Linked DNA regions of Homo sapiens: region 1 is linked to region 2. Evidence: read pairs that join two places in POLR2A ChIA-PET (ENCODE). Cell type or tissue: GM12878. All regions are shown on one strand. Links, peaks and the distances in the headings refer to the core of each region. The heading gives the core; the rest is flanking DNA.

The links. Peaks named below come from ENCODE experiments on the same cell type or tissue, not always from the same donor. Only the 100,000 strongest peaks of a DNase experiment are listed, where the experiment ranks them.
Region 1: POLR2A ChIA-PET joins it to region 2 with 12 read pairs; 5 of 35 experiments call an interaction of 5 or more read pairs at or near these places.

What each region holds. Positions count from the first base shown.
Region 1 is chr6:135,162,112-135,165,041 of GRCh38, reverse strand. No RefSeq gene overlaps it. Among named protein-coding and RNA genes, the nearest start is that of MYB, 18 kb to the left of the region's middle. RefSeq lists an enhancer at 1,607-1,676. In GM12878, for the core only: a CTCF peak has its summit at 2,174; a DNase peak (open chromatin) is centred at 1,527; H3K4me3 peaks cover 503 bases; H3K27ac peaks cover 1,846 bases.
Region 2 is chr6:135,417,811-135,420,740 of GRCh38, reverse strand. All of the region lies in intron 20 of AHI1 (Abelson helper integration site 1), which reads left to right. Among named protein-coding and RNA genes, the nearest start is that of AHI1, 78 kb to the left of the region's middle. In GM12878, for the core only: no CTCF peak of the experiment used is centred there; no DNase peak of the experiment used is centred there.

The sequences.
Region 1 (2,930 bases), core at 182-2,681, 260 kb after region 2:
TTCAGAACTAAAGACAGAAGCTGACAATCTGGAGCCAGCGGATAGATCTGCAGAGGCTGCATCACCTGGGAGTCAGTGATGGCAACCCTGCAGGATCGGAAAGACAGTGTTACCTCAGGAATATGTTAGGAAATAGAAATATATATAAAATAGTATATGTGTGTATATATATATATGTAATAGTATATGTGTATATATATGTATACATAAAAGTATGTATATATACATAAAATGAACATTCTGAACCTATATGAAAATTAATTGAAGGAAGGAAGGATGGGAAGTAGAAGTAGCAATATTTGCAGTGTTTGTGTACTAAAAGTTGGTCTAATTTCCTGACCAGTGTGTACATTAAAATATTGCCAGTATTCTATGTGGCATGTGATTATCTGCCATGATTTTCTTTCCTTAAAAGTTTTTAGGCTGGGCGCGGTGACTCATTCCTGTAATCTCAGCACTCTGGGAGGCTGAGGTGGGCAGATTACTTGAGGTCAGGAGTTCAAGACCAACCTGGCCAACATGGTGAAACCCCGTCTCTGCTAAAAATACAAAAATTAGCCAGGCATGATGGCGCACACCTGTAATTCCAGCTACTCGGGAGGCTGAGGCAGGAGAATAGCTTGAACCTGGGAGGTGGAGTTTGCAGTGAGCCGAGATCACGCCGCTGCACTCCAGCCTGGGCAACAGAGCGAGACTCCATCTAAATAAATAAATAAACAAATAAATAAATAAACGTTTTTAATTAAGTTCTCACTCTACTTCAGTGCTCCTGATAGAAAACACTCATACAAATTAAAAATTCAATGTATATTTTAGGTCTGTGAGTAGACTTTAGGAGACAAAATTTTATGTAAAATACAATGAATATATTCAAGTTTTCGTTTTTTAAAGGCGAGAGTTTCCATAGCAGTCATTAGATTCATGAAGTTACTGTTGGACCCAAAAAGTGAGGAGTCACTCGTGTCTTATTATGTGCCATTTTGTAGAATCAACCTAATTCTGCCTTACAGAATGAAGCTGAAAGAAGTTCAACTAATTTAAATCTAGTTCTAAACAACTATTTCATCCATAAATGTGAATTTGATGGAACCATAGTCAAGTATGTTATTTGCTACATACAAAGATTGGAGACAAATCTAAGTATTGTATTTTATAATTATTAAAAATTAAATCGTGTAGTTTTCTGCTAAAAGTCAGAAACTTCTAGTTCAAAGAATTTGCTTTTAAAATGTAGTTGTTGATTTCCAAAAAAAGATGAAACCTTGTGTAAGATTTTGGTATAAGAACGTTAATCTTTTCCTCTCCCCAGAAATACACATTAAACTAAAGAGAATCAGAATTCTAGTCATAAGCTTTTATTTTTTGCACTTGAAGAACTGAAAGCTTTCTCTGTTTGTTATTTTCTGAAGGAGGGGGTTTCCTGTGTGTCTTTCTGAAGTTCTGGGGATCCCCTCATCTTTTCAGTCCTAGGCACCTTTTTCTTCATATTGAGCATCCTTTGAACCAATAAGAGTGTCTGTGGCCACGGTATGCCATCCCCTGGCAGAGCGATCTGCGTTTTTTCTTGACTGAATCAGGGTGCTGCCTCCTGGTATAAGGCTTGAGGTATCTCCAAGTGCTGACTGCAGGGCCAGCCTCAGAAGGAGACAGAAACTGACTGATTTGAAGGCATGAAAGACTGGATTCTCAGCTGCACTTATCATATTCATGATGTCTAAATTTCTTTCTTTCTTTTTTTTTTTTTTTTTTTTTTTTTGAGACAGCATCTCATTTTGTCACCCAAGCTGGAGTACAGTGGTGTAATCATGACTGTCTGCAGCCTCGACCTCCTGGGCTCAAGTAATCTTCCCACCTCAGCCTCCTGAGTATCTGGGATTACCAGCGTGAGCCGCCATGCCCAGCCTGAAATTCTATTTTAAAAAATGTACTACTTTGAAGTTTTTCTACTCCTTTTCTTACTATTATTAATCTAATATTTTGGCTAGGGGCATTCGGACATCTATTTACATATAAACGATGAGAAAAGAGGTTGGTTCGTGGGTGCATGAGAACCTAGGAGGGAACAGTTGGGGCGGGTTCAGCATGGGAAGCAGGGAAGTTCTCCCAGCATGAGCTTTGGCTGAGCCTCTTCCAGGAGGAAGAGCCCAGGGCTTGATGCTGCCGCTCCTGCTGCAATGCCAAGAATGGCCACTAGGGAACTGGGCCCACTTGTCAACTTGCCTTCTACCCAAGTTGGTAATAAAAAAAGCCTAAAACCTGCGTCCGTTTTTCAAATCATTGTGGAGTAAAAGATACATATTTCTTTTATGCTGAGATCTGGAACTTTAAAAAATCACAAGTGGTGTTTTAAATGTATTATTAATGCAGAACACTTTATTATAGTTCAATAAAGAATTCTATGTCTCCATTACACAGACTAATGACACCTCCAGACATAGTTATAGTAATTTTCCCAGCTGATACAGTTTAATTAATGATATAAGGACATAATTACATGTTTCAGTGATCTTTCACATATTTACAGGAACTGCTGTAACTAGCTTAATTAGAGTAATTACGTAAATAGCTGATAATGCACAACAAATTACAGGAAAAAATCTTCTATAGTTTGGTGTGTTCAATTTCTAAGCAAGCTTATAGAAGGAAAACATTTACATCTTGGGATAAAATGTAAGACTATGTGGCCTCTAAATTTTGTTGTTCCTAACCCAGCAGAACATAACTGTTGGAGGTTTAACAGTTAACTTGTCTTCCTTTTGTAGTTCTGTTGCAGACCTCATGTCAGTTGTTGGTTGTGTTCTATGAAATTGCTCATTCTGCTTTGCCACTGGCTGAAGTTTCATGATGAGTTTTTTTGTCATGTTGGGTAGTTATTATATTGCACTCACTGAGAACTGGAAAGGGCGCTTAGGGAAAAGGTTGACAAATCT
Region 2 (2,930 bases), core at 204-2,703:
GATAAAAGATGAAACCAGCCACAGTACCCCCTTATGCCAGAGCCTAATCTAGAGCAAGGCCTCTAACTCTCTTAAAGTCTGTGAAGGCTGTGAGAGGTGAGGTAGCTGCAAGAGAAAAGTTTGAAACTAGCAGCGGCTCATTCATGAGGTTTAAGGAAGGTAACCGTCTCCATAACATTAAAGTGCAAGGTGAAGCAACAAGTGATGATCTAGAAGCTGTAGCAAGTTATCCAGAAGATCTAGCTGAGATCATTGATGAAGGTGGCTACAGTAAACCACAGATTTTCAATGGAGATGAAGCAGCTTTCTAATGGAGGAAGATGCCCTCCAGTAGTTTCATAGCTAAAGAGGAGAAGACATGGATCAAGGAGTAATTTTGACTTTCACGTCTTAGTATTTAAGAAATACATTTCGTAAGTCCATAGCTGACATAGATAGTGATTCCTCTGATGAAGCTGGGCAAAGTACCTTGAAAACCTGGAAAGGATTCACCTTTCTAAATGCCAGTAAGAACATTCATGATTCATAAGAGGAAGTCAAAATATGGACACTAACAGAAGTTTGGAAGAAGTGTATTCCAACCCCCATGGATGACTCTGAGGGCTTCAAGACTTCAATGAAGGAAGTGACTGCAGATTTGGTGAAAATAGCAAGAGAACTAGAATTAGAAGTAGAGCCTGAAGATATGAATGAATTACTGCAATCTCATGATTAAACTAGAATGGATGAGTTGTTTTTTATGGATGAGCAAAGAAAGTAGATTCTTGAGAGAATCTACTCCTGGTGAAGACGCTGTGAACATTGTTGAGATGACAACAAAGATTTAGGAAATTCCATATATTTAGTTGGTAGAGCAATGGCAAGGTTTGAGAGGACACAATTTCTGTGGGTAAAATGCTATCAAATAGCATCACATGCTACAGAGAAATCTTTTGTGAAAGTAAGAGCCAATCAGTGCAGCAAATTTCATTGTTGTGTAAATTGCCACAGCCACCCCAGCCTTCAGCAACCACCCCATTTATCAGTCAGCAGACCCTTTATTAACATTAAAGCAAGACCTTCCATCAGCAAAAAGATTATGATTAACTGAAGACATAGATGATTGTTAGCATTTTTTAGCAATAAAATAGTTTTTAAGGTAAATGCATTGATTTTTTAGACATAATGCTACACTTAATAGACTACAATATAGTGTAAACATAACTTTTATAAGCACTAGAAAATTAAAAACATATGACTTTCTTTATTGAGATATATGCTTTATTGCAGTAGTCTGAAACCAAACCCGCCATATCTCTGAGTAATGCCTGTGTTATTAGAGTTCATGAACTAGGCTGCAGTCGGGAAATTGTAGCTATTCTCTGTAGCAGGGTATGTATGACACATTTTCAGTTGGATAACATTCTGTGTGATGATTGATAATGGAATAGGAACCAACAAGAGCAGAATAGCATGTACTGCAGGGAATTTGCAGATAGTTGATTCAATTTTTATATCCAGCTAATGAATTTGCCAGATGCTGGTAGATGCTGTCTCATTTGGTTGACTGTGAGACTTGAATCTGCTACACATCACTCTATAGATTTTGAACAGTTTTATTAGTAATACTTCAAAGTTCTAATTGACTTACAAGGTGTGTCAAGGAAATACAAAATTGCTAACAGGCCCTGAAACACAGGCTACCAGAATTGAAGTGTTAAGTCTATAGAACTTCTTGGATCCATCACCTCAGTATCTCAAGATTAGCTGAAGGAGGAACAAGTCAGGCCAGATAAAATACAAAAAAAAAAAAAAAATTATAAGTACTGAACATTTACTGCAGATGTTAGAGAAGGAGAATGCTATATAACTGCTAAATGCTGGGAAACTAAGTAGAACTACCAACTTATAGGGATGATATTATAACTGGAAATATAATAGTTTATAGCTAAAGAAATTAGGTATCCAGTAAGATGACCATATAAAGTAACAGGGCTATATATAATGAAATGTCTTGAACAAAGGAATTAAACGGTGAACCAAAGGGGAACCTTATTGTTAATATAATGTAAGAGAAAGAATATGTTGTGATTCCAGGTTCACTTCATTATAAAGTCAATAATGTAAGTACATAGATTGTAATAATAGCAAAGTTTGCATTTGCTTCAAATGCAAAGGGCAGTGGATTAAAATATCTTATTTCCTCCGTCCTTCCTCCTGTAAAGATAAAAATCTCTTGAGAAAACCACATTATTTTTTCATAATTGTTTAACTCAAGAACATACACAAAAGCACCAAGCTTATTATATAAATCAAAGGATTTTCCATCATAAAAACATTTTAAGAATTTTTTAATTTTGTAAAATTTTGAATCCCAAATGATAGCCTATTAGAAGTAAATTTAGAAGGATTTTGATGGATATAACATTTCTTTAAGCAAATGTAGTTGCCATCTCTGTGCTCTCATCATCTGTGCATTCCTCTGCTATACCACTTAGCACCTTGCAGTAATTTATTCTCCTTCAGAAGGTCGAAACCTCAAGTGGGGCCAGTGTCTGTATTCCCAGAATCTGCTTAGTGCATGGTACATGACAGCTCTTCAAAAAGTGAGGAAAAGATGGGAGTGAGACTGTTAAAATTATGAGTTTTAAACATACCAGGTTAGAGTAGAGCTAAATTTTAAATATGCAAAGTTAAATTAACACAAAAAGTAATGACAAAATGAAGAAAGAGTTATTTAATTGCAAAATTATACTCCAACTGTGGCCTATGTCAAAGTGTTTTAGAAACCCCTGAAATGTTAAAAGCATAGAGCTTGAAGGAATATCAGAAGTCATGTATTAAATCCTATTAATATTTTACAATGAAATCTATATAGTCTGATACAAGTTGATGTATGTATTTGTGGAGGCTGGAGGAGGGGGAAGAGCAGAAGAACTTCTGAACGGCTT